2 separate regions of the Mus musculus genome follow, and region 2 is linked to region 1. A link is a loop called in an ENCODE intact Hi-C map of the cell type or tissue named here. Cell type or tissue: left cerebral cortex. All regions are shown on one strand. Each heading gives the region's core, and the rest is flanking DNA. Links, peaks and the distances in the headings are about the cores only. Region 1 has its middle 130 kb from the start of Gria2. Region 2 has its middle 260 kb from the start of Gria2.

Region 1 (2,932 bases), core at 152-2,651:
CTCGTGAGATAGTTACAGAGAAGGCTCATCAAAGAGCACTGTCTGGTTACCATGGTGAAGAGGACAATTTGAAGGTAGCTGGAAAATGAAACACATGCAACTGAATCCCCGCAAATAAAAACAGAGAACAGAAAATCCACTTATTTCCATTGATATGCAATTATTTCTCATATTTGATAAAAACTCAAACTGACAGTTTCCAAAATTCAAGCAACTCAACCGCAAAAATCATGGACTGCTTGTTCTGAAGGCTATCCTGGCAAACTTTGAAGTCAGTGACAAGGAGAAGCGTGTTTAAAGAAGTTCCTGAGAACAACCCACTTACAGAAGGAAAGACAAGGAGAGCAGATTCCTTCTGAGGAACAGCACATTAGACGAGTGGATCAGACAATTTGATCAAAGATATATAACCCTTTAAAAGCAAGCTGACAGAAAGATATTTTACAATTCTAAAAATTGCTGAGCTTAGTCATTACCAGAAGACCTTGACTCCCATAGATGAAAAGAAAGATGCTAAAGGATATGTCAGATGAGAAAATCTGAATCCATCTACAAAGGCAAAAAAATAAAAAGAAAGGCACAGAATAAATAAATTCATGAGGGTAAACATGAAGGCATTTCCTTGTATAGCCATTTTTAAATGAATTTGCCTAAGTCAAAAAGCACTAATAGTAAAGACAACATCTGTAACATCTGAAGAACAAATATGTATTTATATATATTTATATATTTAGATTTGATATATAACTATCATATATATAATTTAAGTCCTATATAAATGTTACAATTCATGATAAATAAGCATTTACATCAGCAAAGACAGCTATACCTTATTCACCCGCACCCGCTCCCTGCAAAACACACACACACACACACACACACACACACACACACACACACACACACACACACACACACAGGTTAAATACGCAAGGTGGTGCATTTCAGTTAGTGTGCCTCAGTTATCTGTACTTGTTTCTTTTGAGTTTATAGTTCTCAGCTCACTTTCAGAAAGACCACATTTCTATTATGTTATTGAAATTGTCCCATTTTATGACTGATGGCAGTTTAGGATCCTTCTGTACAACAAGCAATGAGAAAGATCCCATGAACACCTGTTTATCTTGATGTCACAGGGGCTTCCCTAAAGCTCTTACTGTGACATCAGTAGCAGCATCCTTCTCCTCATAGCACTCAGGAAAAATAGCTGAGTTAAATCCAACAAACACATGGAGAGCATTGCTCAGTACTTTAAAATGAGCCACTAGTTTCATGCTAAGGAATGTGACAAAATTTACTGTAGTGTATTTGTCTTTTTCCTTCAGAATTAATAGAGTCCCATATTCTCCACATGTTGAACAGTTGTGGCCTTCTATGATAAGCTCCATATACAAGACAGCTTTTCCGTGAACAGTGAGACCTGCAGTAATCTGCAGGTATAAGAATAACTATTTACATGATAACCGCCAGTTGTGCCAGCACCTCTTGTTGAAAATGCTGCCTTTTTTCCACTGGATGGTTTTTAGCTCCCTTGTCAAAGATCAAGTGACCATAGGTGTGTGGATTCATTTCTGGGTCTTCAATTCTATTACACTGATCTACTTGTCTGTCGCTGTACCAGTACCATGCAGGTTTTATCACAATTGCTTTGTAGTACAGGTTGAGGTCAGACATGGTAATTCCACCAGAGGTTCTTTTATTGTTGAGAATAATTTTTGCTATACTAGGTTTTTTTGTTATTCCAAATGAATTTGCAAATTGCCCTTTCTAACTCAGTGAAGAATTGAGTTGGAATTTTGATGGGAATTGCATTGAATCTGAAGATTGCTTTTGGCAGGATAGCCATTTTTACTATATTGATCCTGCCAATCCATGAGCATGGGAGATCTTTCCATCTTCTGAGATCTTCTTTAATTTCTTTCTTCAGAGACTTGAAGTTTCTTATCATACAGATCTTTCACTTCCTTAGTTAGAGTCACACCTAAGTATTTTATATTATTTGTGACTATTGTGAAGGGTGTTGTTTCTCGATTTTTCTTTCTCAGTCCGTCTATCCTTTGTGTAGAGAAAGGCCACTGATTTGTTTGAGTGAATTTTATATCCAGCTACTGCACTGAAGCTGTTTATCAGGTTTAGGAGTTCTAAGGTGGAATTTTTAGGGTCACTTATATATCCTATCATATCATCTCATCTGCAAATAGTGATATTTTGACTTCTTCCTTTCTAATTTGTATCCCCTTGATCTCCTTTTGTTGTAGAATTGCTCTAGCAAGGACTTCAAGTACTATATTGAATACGTAGAGAGAAAGTGGATATCCTTCTCTGGTCCCTGATTTTAGTGGGATTCCTTTGCGTTTCTCTCCATTTAGTTTGATGTTGGCTACTGGTTTGCTATATATGGCTTTGATTATGTTTAGATAGGGGCCTTGAATTCCTGATCTTTCCAAAATTTTTATCATGAAGGGGTATTGGATTTTGTCAAATGCTTTCTCAGCATCTAATGCGAATTGATCCATTCTTAGCTCCTTGTACAAATCTCAAGTCTAAGTCGATCAAAGAACTCCACATAAAACCAGAGACACTGAAATTTATACAGGAGAAAGTGGGGAAAAGCCTCGAAGATATGGACACAGGGGAAAACTTCCTGAATAGAACAGCAATGGCTTGGACTGTAAGATCAAGAATCAACAAATGGGGCCTCATAAAATTTCAAAGCTTCTGTAAGGCAAAACACACTGTCAATAAAACAAAAATGCCACCAACATATTGGGAAAGGATTTTTACCAATCCTAAATCTGATAGGGGACTAGTATCCAATATATACAAAGAGCTCAAGAAGCTGGACTCCAGAAATTCAAATAACCCCATTAAAAATTGGGTACAGAGCTAAACAAAGAATTCAACTGAGGAATACCGAAGGGCTGAGAAGCAC
Region 2 (2,932 bases), core at 196-2,695, 120 kb before region 1:
CACTCTCCAAAACAAACAAAAAGCCAATCTCTCTGTTTAGTTCATGTTCTTCACCAAGTTGTTTTTCACTTCATCTTTCCTATCCTACTTCGCCTCACCATTTACCAAAACAGAATGAATGGAGATATCCTAATTCTGTTTCCTTCCATATGACAGCCAACATTATGATATGAAAAGGTAAGAATACAGAACAACATACACTATATTTCAGAGCCTCTCATGGCGTTATCCATTGACTCATTATCCATTGAAAGGAAAGTGTAATCCACTGTATGAAATCCTGCTGGTGCACAGATGAGGAGGATGTGAGTAACAGTACAGTAAATGGAACTGAATCAAGATACAGTCAATCTTATTTCACTTGGGTAAAGAATAGGAGGAGCATTATCACACTCTTCCCCTGGTAAGCATACAGGTCCTCCTGATACTTCTTACAGATATCTGTTCATACATACCAACAATTGTTTATTCATGAGCAATCACTATGTACCTGGGTCTCGGCCATCACTACCTATTGATCTTACTGGTCTTCCTTGCTCCTTTTTACTCAGTCACCTTTCCTTCCTTCATGAAACAATGCCACTGATGAACCAGAATTTAAGTCCAAGGATACATGGGTAATATGAAGATTTTGACTTCCTCTAGTCATTTAGGTACAGGTCTTTGGAGGATTCTACATATATTTCAACGTTCATGGAAGAGCCCTTTAACATGTGAGCAGTTCTAAAACACAGTAGGTGTGTATGCTAATTTTTAATCAGAGATACTAATTTGTATCCTTTTTTTCTTTCTTTTATTTCTTTGTATGCTCTACTTTCTGAGAGATTTATGTCAATTTTTTTTTCTTTCTCTTTCACTAACTTGTCTATTTTTTCCTTTTCTTCCTGCTTGTATTTCTTTCCCCCCTCTGCATTGATAGTATCCAGTGCAAGGGAGGTACACTGAAATTAACTGCATTATCTGAGAGTTGGTCTTTAAGAGTGTCTCAATCAGATGAGGTTATAGAAAATGTCTGGGGCTGGAGAGATGGCTCAGCAGTTAAGAGCACTCACTGCTCTTCTAGAGGTCCTGAGTTCAATTCCCAGCAACAACATGTTGGCTCAAAACTGTCTGTAATGGGATCTGATGCTCTCTTCTGGTGCATCTGAAGACAAGTTCAGTGTAGTGTACTCATATAAATAAATAAATCTTAAAGAAGAAAATGTCTGTAAGCTTTTGTACATGATGATATGGGCCAAGTTTGTTGATGCCTTTATAGATTACAGTGTTTTCAAATTAGCATCTCCCAACTGTCCATGGCAACTTTTCAAAGTGTTTATACAAGTATAGGTTCTACTTTAATAGATCAGTGCCTTGTGGTAAGACAGTGAAAATGTAGCTACAAAATAGTTTAATTTAAAACATATAGAGAAAAATACAGGTAGAATAATCACTTCCAAAAGGACAGAGTGTAGCCATATTTTTTTCTGCTGCCAGAGAAATGAATCACTTTGAGAATTTTCACCTCCCACATTTTTCATGTACTGCTAAAGAAAGATACAACTTCCTGGCAAAGCTATGTAATTTTTTTATAGAGCAACCTTTCAAACACTAAAAGAATTATCTCTGTACTCTACACTGTATAATTATACCACCTGTGTAATGTATCATCTTTGAGCCCAAATCAAATACAATTTGCAAGTATATCAACCCTTCCCAGCACCAGAGATACATGTGTCACAGGATAGTGCTGCTGTTCTGTGTCAGTCACCAGATGTTCTATAGCATCATCCATTAAATATTCCATCTTTTAAAATGCTGTGGCAGGGGTGGCAAGGAATATTGCTACAAAATCCATTCCATTGATTTGCTAAAAGAAAACTTCAAATTAAGCAAAAGAAAGGATATAATGGCCATGGGATCTGGCTGTAATCCTGCAGTGTGAACACACCAACAAACTCACCAGGAAGTCCTACAGTGCCTGTTTTGTGGCTTCCAGGGGCAGGCAACTGGTTTACCTGGATGATCACATTTGACCAATAGAACTGAAGTTATGTACTTCCTATGATCATTTGAAACTGCTTACTGGAAAACCACAACAAGGAAGTTCCCTGTGAAGTCGGGCAAATGCTTTTTGGTTAATCAGCTGCTTAATCAAGTGATTTTCAAATCTCACACATTATCTGCTTTCTTTACAAGCTGTTCTTCAGAGGTTATTCCTAATGCTGTGGTTAGCTAGAATGCTTTTTTGAAAAATGTGTCTTCTTGCTTGTTTTCCCAATAGAAATGGAAGTCCATCGACCTATCTTCAAGGATTTGTTTTAAAATACATGCTAAGTTATTTTTATCTGTAATACCATGGTGCCCATCATATATCATATTTGAACTATAGAGTAAGTGCATTCTAGCTAAAATCGGATCCATTCTAGGTTGTTAAATAATACTATCATGGTTATTAGTTTAAGTTTCTCAAAATAAATTCTAAATCCTTATGATAAGGATGTCCTATTACTTATGAAATCCTCACATGAAATTTGAACCTCAGAAGCAGGTAAGGGTATGACATTTACTAGGTGAGAACTTGACATTTTGATGTTTTCAGAACATTTGAACAACTAATGTACTAATTACAAATAAACTACACTACTTAAATATTATTTTTTCTGATTTACACATTTATTTTTGTACAAAATGAATTTCTTGAGATAGGCAGAGCTTCAGTATCTAGGGATTGTGGGTGGGTTTTAAGAACTAGCTGGGACACGTAAGTAGGAATATCTGCTAGTGGAATACAAGTCATTATAATTCAATAATTATACATGTTTGTGAATGTTTAACAAACTATAAAGCTACTGAAATCAAAGATTCATAATTCTGCTAATGGTAAATATAGGAGGAGCCATTAGCCAACTTCAAGGGAATATATAGGCAGAACAGCAAGTATGACATATAC

The links. Hi-C counts contacts between places; a loop is a spot of excess contacts. Peaks named below come from ENCODE experiments on the same cell type or tissue, not always from the same donor. Only the 100,000 strongest peaks of a DNase experiment are listed, where the experiment ranks them.
Region 2: it touches region 1 in a loop (2.4-fold over the local background); 4 of 42 quality-filtered maps call a loop at or near these places.

Annotation. Positions count from the first base shown.
Region 1 is chr3:80,668,655-80,671,586 of GRCm38, forward strand. No RefSeq gene overlaps it. Among named protein-coding and RNA genes, the nearest start is that of Gria2, 130 kb to the right of the region's middle. In left cerebral cortex, for the core only: no CTCF peak of the experiment used is centred there; DNase peaks (open chromatin) are centred at 157 and 1,553.
Region 2 is chr3:80,544,856-80,547,787 of GRCm38, forward strand. No RefSeq gene overlaps it. Among named protein-coding and RNA genes, the nearest start is that of Gria2, 260 kb to the right of the region's middle. In left cerebral cortex, for the core only: CTCF peaks have their summits at 1,177 and 1,380; a DNase peak (open chromatin) is centred at 1,507; H3K27ac peaks cover 1,986 bases.